2 separate regions of the Homo sapiens genome follow, and region 2 is linked to region 1. Evidence: read pairs that join two places in POLR2A ChIA-PET (ENCODE). Cell type or tissue: MCF 10A. All regions are shown on one strand. Each heading gives the region's core, and the rest is flanking DNA. Links, peaks and the distances in the headings are about the cores only.

Region 1 (5,380 bases), core at 77-5,076:
GCACCAATAAGCACTTTGTGTCTAGCTCAAGGTTTGTAAATGCACCAATCAGCACTCTGTGTCTAGCTAAAGGATTGTAAATGCACAAATCAGCACCCTGTCAAAACAGACCAATCAGCTCTCTGTAAAATGGATGAATCAGCTCTCTGTAAAATGGACCAATGAGCTCTCTGTAAAATGGACTGATCAGTAGGATGCAGGTGGGGTCAGATAAGGGAATAAAAGCAGGCTGCCCAAGCCAGCAGTGGGCAGCCAGCAGGGGCAATCCGCTCGGGTCCCCTTCCACACTGTGGAAGCTTTGTTCTTTGACTCTTGGCAATAAATCTGGCTGCTGCTCACTCTTTGGGTCCATGCCGCCACCTTTAAGAGCTGTAACACTCACCAGAAAGGTCTGCAGCTTCACTCCTGGAGCCAGCGAGACCACAAACCCACTAGAAGGAACGAACAACTCCAGACGTGCCGCCTTTAAGAGCTGTAACACTCACAGGGAAGGTCTGCAGCTTCACTCCTGAAGTCAGAGACCACGAACCCACCAGAAGGAAGAAACTCCAGACATATCTGAACATCTGAGGGAAGAAACTCTGGACACACCATCTTTAAGAACTGTAACACTCACCACGAGGGTCTGTGGCTTCATTCTTGAAGTCAGCCAGACCAAGAACCCACCAATTCTGGACACACTTTCCCTGGCGACCCCGGCGGTCAGTCTCTCGGCCCTGGGCAGCTGAGAAAGCACAAGATGGGACGAGTCGGCCTCTCTCCCTCTGCTATCCCTCTGTGCTGTGCCCCAGGTACCTCAACGTGACGAGAGCCTCCCCTTCTGCTCGCCACATTGGGCCAGTCTTTCGTGGATGCTCCAATGGGACGGAGGCCCATGGCAGGTTGTGACCAGTGAAGGGTGGCTGGTGGCGAGCTCTGCTGTGACAGCTTCCATTGGCATTTGCCATCAGTGCATAGGTGGTTCAGTGGTAGAATTCTTGCCTGCCACGCAGGAGGCCCAGGTTTGATTCCTGGCCCATGCAGCACGCCCTCCCATTTTGGTGCTGCAGCAGCACCAAGGCGTAGCTGCGTTCGCCTCTGCCGCCTCCTTACACTCGGGGCACGTGAGCTTGTCCTGCACTGGCTGCGCTCCCACGCATGACGCCCCTCTGCCCTTTCTTCCATGCCTCTCTTGACTGACTTAAGGATGAGGCTCTCCCCCACCCCCCCACCTGGGTAACAACAATCCCTCCAAACACAATAGTGCACCAGACACCAGCCCTTGACAGCCTCCTGGTCCTGTTTCTGTTCATTGCCCTGCCACCACCTCTGCCTGACGCATTTCACTTCAAGGAATACCGCCAGGCACCACAGGGCTTGTAGCCACTTGCCCCACCTCTTCTCTTCACATTTCACCACCTCGACCTCTTTCTCTCTCTCTCTCTCTCTCCCTCTCGCTGGCTCCCCACATCCAGAAAATGATGCCATGGTTGCCCTTCCAGTAGCAAGGAAGACGCGACTCTGGGGAGTAACTCATCACTTTCCCCTAGTTGGTCACACAGTCCTTAACGCGACCACGTGAGTGTGCACGTGGCATGTGCACCATCTATATTCAACGTGTTCCAGCTACTCCACACTCTCTCCCCTCATTCTGTCGGCACCACCACCGCCATGTCACAACTCCCAACCTAACCCCAATCCACCACTTTAGTCGAGGATGCTGCCTTGTTTCTCTCCCTTGGACCTCTTTTCATCTCAGCCCCAGACACATGCCTGAGACGTGAATGTGTATCCTGAAGACGGCTTACTTATGTCTCGGGTCCAGTTGCATTCCCTACCCCTTTGGGACGTGGGATGTCGCCTCCAGTCACTCTGTCACGATGTCTCTCCCACCCTGGGCTGCTTGCCACCTCACCCCAGCCCCACTCCATACTCTGACAGCCTAGCCCAAACAGCATCCCAGTCTCGCTGGTGGGGGTCCCCTTTGTCCACACAGACTTCATTCCTTCCCAGACCAACCCTCTGAAAAAGTACTGTTCCATCCAGCCTTCAGGCTCAGCCCTCCCTCCCCTGCCTTTGTCTCACCCCATCTGCTCTTTCACTCACACACAGACACACACACAAACACACACACACACACACTCTCTCTCTGTCTCTCTGTTTTTCTCTCTCACTCTCAGTGTCTCTCTCTCAGGCAACTCTCCCTCTTGCAGTCAATGACCCTGTCTCACATGACTCACATCCCCCAGTCCTGGGCTGCTTCAGGTTGTGTCACCAGCTGGCATCCCTCATACCGCACAGGTAGCCAGCACAGGCAGTTTGGAACATGCCCCAATGCCCTAGGCATGTGACCAACCTCCTTCTGGATGGACAGCCTCGGTCCCAGATCTTGCTAGTCAGCCTGTGCACCCCCTGGACACTCTGGACTCTTTCTCCCACCTCCCAGCATGTGGCATGCTTCTGTCCTTTCTTTGGTTTCAGCCCCTTGCCCCAGTGTGGGGTGGACTCCGGCCACAGGAATGGACACCTTCGTCCATCACTGTCACCCGTTGACATCCACCCACATCACGCTGGCAAGCAAGCTAGCCTCCCGTGGGGATGGCAAACATCTCTATCCCTGATCGGGTCTGGTCTCTGCGGGTGATCCAACTGTGCCAAGATCCCACGAATGACACGGGACAGGTTTGTGCAGTTGGTTGGGCGTCTACTTTGACCCTAAAGAGTGTTTTGGCAGTAAGTCGACTGAGCTCTGCTTTTTAGTGAGGGAATCAGCCCCACAAAAAGATCAATGCAGGGATAAATAGAGGGTTGGAGAGCTGGGCTGATCTGTTCCAAGGAGGGGATGGGAAGAAATTCCACAGCAAATATAGGTGTTGCAGATAGGTGCCATCTCCTTATGTTCCTTGCCATTTGGAGAGAAGATAGAGTAGGTGAAGAAATGGGAAATAAATGTCACCTAGATATCTATCTTGAACCCTGACTTTCCACACATGCTTTGGTTTGCTTGGCTGTTGGGTTTTCCCCAGGAGCTCCTGTATCTCCGTGCTTCAAAATCCGTTGCCAGGTTGGTCTAACTCTTGGGACTTCTCAAATTCATTTTCACATCCAGAATAGGTGAGAAACTTAAACTTGTCAACTGTAAGTGGGAGCTTGCATACATGCAGGAACTCTGCCTTGCACAAATATAGGCACAGACGCACGTGCAAACAGGCAACTGCTGGCACCTATGCACACCACCTAATCTTATTAGAATGTGTACAATAAACACATAGTAATGGCCAACTAACGGGTATATGAAGAAAATGCTCAGTATGTCCAATCATCAGGGAATGTAAATCCAAACCACGATGAGGTGTCATTTTATCCCAGCTAGGATGGCTATCATTAACCAGAAGGGAAACTAACTGAATTTGGACAGGAGGTCGATAAAAGGGAATACTTAGAAACCTATCTCAGGAAGAAAAATAAGTACAGCCATTAGTGTTAAGAAAGTGTGTTTATTTCCAAATGGCAGCATGTGCATTAAGAGCTAAGAAAGCATACGTGGAGTCAGTTTAAATGTTAGCTACCTTTCACTTGTTTAATTCTAGTGCTCTTGTAGGAAATATCAGTTTAGCTAGTTGTGTGCTTGTGCCTGGAGAGAGAAAGACACACGTTCCATAATATTTAGAGTGCCTGCTGCATATCCTGCCTGATGGAGTTCTTGCTCCACAAAGGAACTTCCGTCCTTGAAGAGAGTACAATCTGTATCTTCTAGAGGGGTTTCACTGAGATCCTCCCTGGCTGCAGAGGTCTGTACCACAACTTGCTCACAGTTATCTTTAGGTTTCCCAGTTTCCTAGGGATGGACAGCGGCTGGGTTTAGGTGAGAGCAAGTTTTTAACTGGATTATAGGCCCTTCTTACAGCAGAGCCTGATATTTAAAGAGCCGTCTGTCCATTAGCCAAAGGTTTCCCCTAGAGGACAGCAATCCTACTACATTACGTGGAGGTATAAAGAGTTCTGCCATTTCCCAGGGATAATTTGGTAGCCTCTGGTACCAGTAGGACCACTGCTGCTACTGCTCAGAGGCATGCTGGCCATCCTTTAGCTACCAAATCAAGTTTCTTACTCAGGTAGCCCACTGGTTGTTGAGATGATCTTTAGGCTTGACTTAAAATTCCCAGTGCCATTCCCTTCCTTTCTAATATATAAAGATTGAAGGCCCTCCCTATGGGAAGGCTGAGGGCTGGTGCCTTAAGTAAGGCTTGTTTTTGCTGGTTAAAGGCCTTTTGAACTTCAGGTTCCAAGGTCAGGAAATGAGTTTTAGCCAGCTGAGTTTCTTTTATGAGGTGTTATCAGGGGTGAGCTATCTCACCATACCCAGGTATCCATAGTCTGCAAAATCCTGTCATGTACCAAAATCCTCTTAGTTGCTTGAGGGTCTTAGGAAGGGGGAAGGAAGAAATGGGTTCAATCCTTTCTACCCCTAATGCTCTGGTCCCTTCAGACAACAGTAAACCTAGGTACTTCACTGAGGTTTGGCAAAGCTGCACCTTGGATTTTGAAACCTCATATCCTTTGTCAGCTAGGAAATTAAGAAGAGCTTCTGTGTCTTCCTGAGAAGCTTCCTCAGTTGGGGCACAGAGCAGGATGTCATCTACATATTGTGAGACCCTGACCTGAGGATGAGAAAACTCAGAGAGGTCCTTTGATAGTGCCTTTCCAAACAAGTGAGGACTATATTGAAATTCCTGAGGCAGCACCATCCATGTTAACTAGGTTGTTTGGCCAGAACTTAGAAGACAAACAGGTATTGAGAGTTAGGATATAATGGTATACAGAAAAAGGCAACCTTTAGATCTAGGACTGTGAACCATTTAGTTCCCTCAGGTATTTGAGTTAGCAAGGCATAGGAATTAGAGACCACTGGATGAATTGGGACTATGGCCTATTAATGAGGCAGAGGTCCTGAACTACTCTCCATTCCCCATTGGGTTTTTGTACTCCTAATATTGGGGTGTTGCAGGTGCTTTTACAGGGTTTGAGGAGGTCCTGCATTTTCAGGTTATTAATAATGGCTTATAGCCCTTTCCTAGCTTCTGACTTTAGAAGATATTGTCTCTGGTTAGGAAAATAAGTAGGATCCTTAGGGTTGATCTGGACCGGCCTAGTGGTTAAAGCTCGACCTTATTCTTCCTTCAGTTGCCCATACTTCTGTATTAATATTAGCTTCCACCAGGGGAAGACAAAGAGTTTCTTCTGGGGCTATAAGGATGCTGGTGGCCATGTGAACTAAATTGTCTCTACCTAGTAAAGGAGTGGGACTTTCAGGCACAATTAGGAAGACATGTGTAAATAATAGGTCCCCTTAACTGCAAGTAATGGGCTGAGAAAAATATTAGGTTAGAATCTTTCCTGA
Region 2 (5,380 bases), core at 294-5,293, 250 kb after region 1:
ACAGTCGTTGTTGCCAGACTTTTAAGCTGGTTTTATAATTATCTGGAGCTAACTTGCTTTTGACTTCTGCTCCAGGAATGTTGCTACACAAGTCTGATTCACCACCCACCCCATTTTTCCCACAACTAACAGTTGCTTCACTGTTGTCTCTAGAAATTTTCTCCAAGCTGCTTACACCATTTTGTAAATTTTGATGCTGGTATTTTAATGTTCATATAAGCAATGAAAACTATAACAAGACAGCAATTATTAGATACATCATGATTTCAGAGATGTTAAAACATTGTTTAAAAAAGTCTTAGAATATATAAAATAAAATAAAAAATCCTGAGCTCTAGGCAAACAAACTTCAAAATGTCTAGGAAAAAAAGTTACATATAGTCCTACATGTGGCCAGAGACTAAAGGTGGACATCTTTCAGGATGAATTGGAGGTCCTCAAAAAATCTGAAGGGGAAAGTAAAGACTGTTTAGTTCAACCAAGAAACCATTTATTGAGATGCTTCAGGCTGGGCATGGTGGCTTATGCCTGTAATCCCAACACTTTGGGAGGCTGAGGTGGGCAGATCACCTGAAGTCAGGAGTTTGAGACCAGCCTGACCAACATGGTGAAAACCAGTCTCTACCAAAAATACAAAATTAGTGGGGCATGGTGGCACGCACCTGTAATCCCAGCTACTTGGGAGGCTGAGGCAGGAGAATTGCTTGAACCTGGGAGGCGGAGGTTGCAGTGAAGCGAGATCTCCCCATTGCACTCCAGCCTGGGCAACAAGAATGAAACTCCGTCTCAAAAAAAAAAAAAGAGATGCTTCTAAATTTTTCCTGCCATGTGGCCACGCAGCTGTGCTTGACTTTTTGTGAGAATGTGGCCTTCCATTACTTCCCAAGGAAAGCCCACTCTTATCTTTGGACAGCTCTAGAAATTAAAAAGTTCTTCCTTACTATAATGAGCAAAATGATTTTGTTGTAACTTCTACTCACTGTACCCCCTTGTGTTACACAGAACAAATCTAATTTCTGGCCCTCTTGACAGGCCTTCAGATAACTAAAGACACTGCTTAGCTCATGCCTATGTTTTCTTAAAGGTATACTATTTCATTCGAATTTTTTTTTCCTCAGGGTTTTTAACTTTTTCAAATTTGGAATTCCTTCTCCATCCTGGCCTTTTTATTTTTATTTTTATTTTTGCTGTTAACCTATTTTTATTTTGTTTTATTTTTATTATATTTTAAGTTCTGGGGTACATGTGCAGAACGTGCAGGTTTGTTACATAGGTATACATGTGCCATGGTGGTTTACTGCACCCATCAACCCGTCATCTGCATTACGTATTTCTCCTAATGCTATCCCTTCCCTACCTCCCTAGCCCCCAACAGGCCCCAGTGTGTGATGTTCCCCTCCCTGTGTCCATGTGTTCTCATTGTTCAACTCCCACTTATGAGTGAGAACATGCGGTGTTTGGTTTTCTGTTCTTGTGTTAGTTTGCCGGGAATGATGGTTTCTAACTTCATCCATGTCCCCCCAAACCACTCGTTTTTTAAATAGCATATCTCCAGTTTTAAAATTTGGGACCCATGACTTACTTACCATGTTCCTCAGATGGATGTGTCCAGGGAGAATACGGCAGGAAGGCAGGGTTTTATTTTTATTTTGTACAATTAAACAATTGTACTTGTGACAGGATGTCAGAAATGATATTTCAAGATACAGTGGACATGAAATTCTGAAGCTGGATCATCATATGAAGAATTTACAAAGGAAATGGTTGAGGATCTATCTGTTCCTTGACTTTTGGACTCTGAAATCATGTCAAGGGATAAAAAGGGGCCAGGATATGGAGAGGAGAGAGGATCTGTGAAATGATTTATTTGCCATATTTCCCCTTCATAGTGGGGAGGCATGGGAAGCTTACCTCCTCATTCTCAAGCCTAATGAGAAAGATACCCATGGAATCACCCAGGTAGGTCTGAAATGTATTCTCTGCAGTAGGGAGATACAGGGAACTGGGCCTGACTTAGGCTTGAGAAAGTTAAAGTGAGCTATGGTGGTAGGATAGAAGAGCCTATTTTAGGATTAGCCAGCCCTACAAAAGATCCAGGAGCCACATCTATATATATTTCTGTGGCCTATGAAAAACAGAGTGCTTGCTGGGCACAGTGGTGCATGCCAGTAGTCCCAGCTCCTCAGGGGGCTGCAGTAGGAGGATCGCTTGAACCCAGGAGTTCTGGGCTCTAGTGCACTATGCCCATTGGGTATTCATACTAAGTTCGGCATCAATATGGTGATCTCCTGGGAGCAGGGGATCTCTAGATTGCCTAAGGAGAGGTAAATGGCCCGGGTGAGAAATGGAGCAGGTCAAAACTCTGTGCTGACTAATAGTGAGATAGCACCTGAGAATACCCACTGCACTCCAACCTGGCCAACACAGAAAGACACTGTGTCTTTATAAAAAGAAAGAAACAATAACAATAAAATTAAGAAGAAAGAGACCTAGTATGGGGTTGCCTTGGTTCCTGTACTATAGGGTCACCAGGAGGGGCAGATAAAGGCACCAAAAAGCTGGAGTTGCATCTATATTCCTAGGGGCAGAGGAAAGAGGTGCACTGGAACACCTGGAGGAGAGATGCATCTGCCTTGAGCACAACACCCTAAGGAAACAATTCCCAGAAATAAACATCCAAAAAGTCTACAAAAATGCTCATGGGAGAACAAGTTAGCTTTAGCCACCTGTCAAATTCAGAGAGTAGAAAGCAGCTCAGCCAAATAACTTTCTGTTCCCTTACCTATTCTCCCTTTCTTCCCTCTGCTCTCCTACTTTGGCCTACGTGAGAAGCAAACAGACGCTAATGAGAGGAGGAGGGGATGTGGAGAGAGAGAGAGAGAGGGAGAGAGAGAGAGAGAGAAACACCAATCAAGTCCCTTCCCCAAGTCAACACCTTAAATGGATAAGTAAGAAGACAGACTTACCTTTGGATAAAGACTGGAGGTCTGATTAACATCTAGAATGGGCATCCTGATTTAGAAATTGAAACTATACTTGTAGCCTAAAGTCATTATAAGACTCTCCATTACCTAAAGAAGCAGAAAAATCATGGCTATTTGCAAACTTTAATGTACACATGAATCACCAGGGCGCTGGGTGATTCATGTGTACATTAAAGTTTGCCAATATCCACGGCAAATGCAGATTGTGATTCAGTGGTCTGGGGTGGGGCCTGAGAGTCTGCATTTCTGAGAAGCTTCTAATTGATGCCAATGTTGAAGGTTCTTGGGCCACACTTTGAGTAGCAGGGTGCTGTGAGCCAGGGAGGATTACCCACACTGAATACATTTTAAATTGATTTTGAAAGATAAAAGAGCTACATTTTGATCAGGTAATGAATTGTGCTTTTAACATACAAGTTACACTTTATTTAATTTTTCAAACATTATTATGAATATAGTCTATTTGAAAACTTCATACTGTATTAAAAAAATGTTAAGCCTATTTTTCTTGCCATCCTCCCACCCACTCCCTCAGTGGGTTATAGATGTAACCACTATTTAACAATTTGATGTGCACTCTTCCAGGCCTTTTATTTTAAAAAAGAGCTTTTTAAGTATATTATTATATTGATCAGGATTCAATTTCAGAGAACAGAATTAACTCTAGCTGGATTAAGGAGGAAGGAATTTATTACACAGTATTTAATAGCTTACAAAATGGTTGGGAGAGATGAAGAGACAGACTGTAGTTTGTGTTCTCAGCAAAGTTTCCCAATATCAGTTCAACAAGGGAGTTGCTGCCTCTTCTGAGATCAGAAATTTGCCAGCCTTGGGTCACACAGCCATTGCTATGATTAAGAAAACAGTCACGATAGAAGAGACACTGCTATTGCTACGGTGCCAAGACCATACCTGTCTTCTATGGTCCAAGGAATGGATGCTCAGGGCCCTGCCCCTAGCAACACAAAGCTAGATCCTGGACACTAGGTAGGTACTATTGCTGGTAAAGAAAAACCAAAATCTTTCTCAACCAGGTTTCCAGAAGCAACATCAGCTGCAGTAGTACAGCCTCCGCTTCACTTTTACCTTCCATGTGTTGTATAAGGGCTTCTGAATGGCCAGACTTAAATTACACCAAGCACCTCACTGCAGGGGAGTCACGGTCCCTTTTACATTTCCAGGCTCTGCAGTTCAGAAAGGCACTTGAGATGGTAATGAGTGGATGTTGACACCACCTCTACAGACAACAAAGGGGTTAGTCCTAGAATTTTATTGCTGGAAAAGACTTAGGGATTTAGTCTAACTTGTTAATTTGAGAGAAAGGAAATTGAGACCCAGAGAGCTGAAATGACTTGATAGTGATGGAATAGAAATAGAACTCCAGCCATTTACATGGAGTTGAATGTAGCCTAACGAGATAGCTTCCTCTCCAGGACTCGTGATATTCTCCAGCCCCATTGGGCTTATTGCCTATAAACTTACCAGAGAGATTGTTTTCATCTAAAGCACACCTCTTTGCTCCCCAACTTTTGTTTATGCAGTTCATTTTGGGGACCAAAATGCAAAACCTTATACCTTATATTTATCTCTTTTAAATTATGTCTTTGTTAATGTAATAAGACAATTTTTGATCCCAGTACAGTCCCTCCCAGCTTGTAACACATGCATATTAGGTAAGCATATCTTTATGCTCTAATCAAAATTACTTTTTTAAAAAATTGAATAAAGCAGATGAAAGAAATTTGGGTGGAGCTCTATCTCACTAGAAATCTATTTCTTGATCGCTACCTATCTGTGTTGTACTCTTTTGGTATGATTGTTTGACCAATTACCAGCCTAGTTGACTGTTCTCTCTCTATTTTTTTTGTATTTTTTTTTTTTTTTTGAGACAAAGTCTTAATCTGTCACTCAGGCTGGAGTGCAGTGGCACGATCTTGGCTCACTGCAACCTCTGCCTCCTGGGTTCAAGCAATCCTCCTGCCTCAGCCTCCAGAGTAGCTGGGATTACATGTGCTTGCCACCATGCCTGACTAATTTTTGTATTTTTAGTAGAGACAGGGTTTCGCCATATTGGCCAGGCTGAGTAGTTGACTGTTCTCATATTGAGCTCATAATTATCTCCCTTGTCCACAAGGAGGTCTGTCCAGAAGCCTAGGGAAGTACCCAGTATATGAACATTTCCCTAATCTGCCTGTCTACTCATCCTGTCAAAAAAAAAAAAAAAGAAAACCAAAAAAACAGACTATCAGGGCAAGACCATTCTTGGTAAGCTCATGCTGGCACCTAGTGGACACTGCTTCTTTTTAGGAGCATTTACAAGCCCTTCCTGCAGTCATCTGCCCTGAGAATATCATTTTGGATTGGAGGCAGCCTTAAGGTTTGATAGCCTGAAGGTA

The links. ChIA-PET counts read pairs that join two places held together with the same protein. Peaks named below come from ENCODE experiments on the same cell type or tissue, not always from the same donor. Only the 100,000 strongest peaks of a DNase experiment are listed, where the experiment ranks them.
Region 2: POLR2A ChIA-PET joins it to region 1 with 5 read pairs; 4 of 35 experiments call an interaction of 5 or more read pairs at or near these places.

What each region holds. Positions count from the first base shown.
Region 1 is chr1:161,479,615-161,484,994 of GRCh38, forward strand. It overlaps TRG-GCC4-1 (tRNA-Gly (anticodon GCC) 4-1), which reads left to right and starts at 952; the gene lies at 952-1,022. In MCF 10A, for the core only: no CTCF peak of the experiment used is centred there; DNase peaks (open chromatin) are centred at 1,357 and 2,247.
Region 2 is chr1:161,733,663-161,739,042 of GRCh38, forward strand. It overlaps the pseudogene RN7SL466P. Among named protein-coding and RNA genes, the nearest start is that of DUSP12, 13 kb to the right of the region's middle. RefSeq lists enhancers at 2,439-2,548, 5,336-5,380. In MCF 10A, for the core only: a CTCF peak has its summit at 5,262 (motif pointing left); DNase peaks (open chromatin) are centred at 3,149 and 5,259.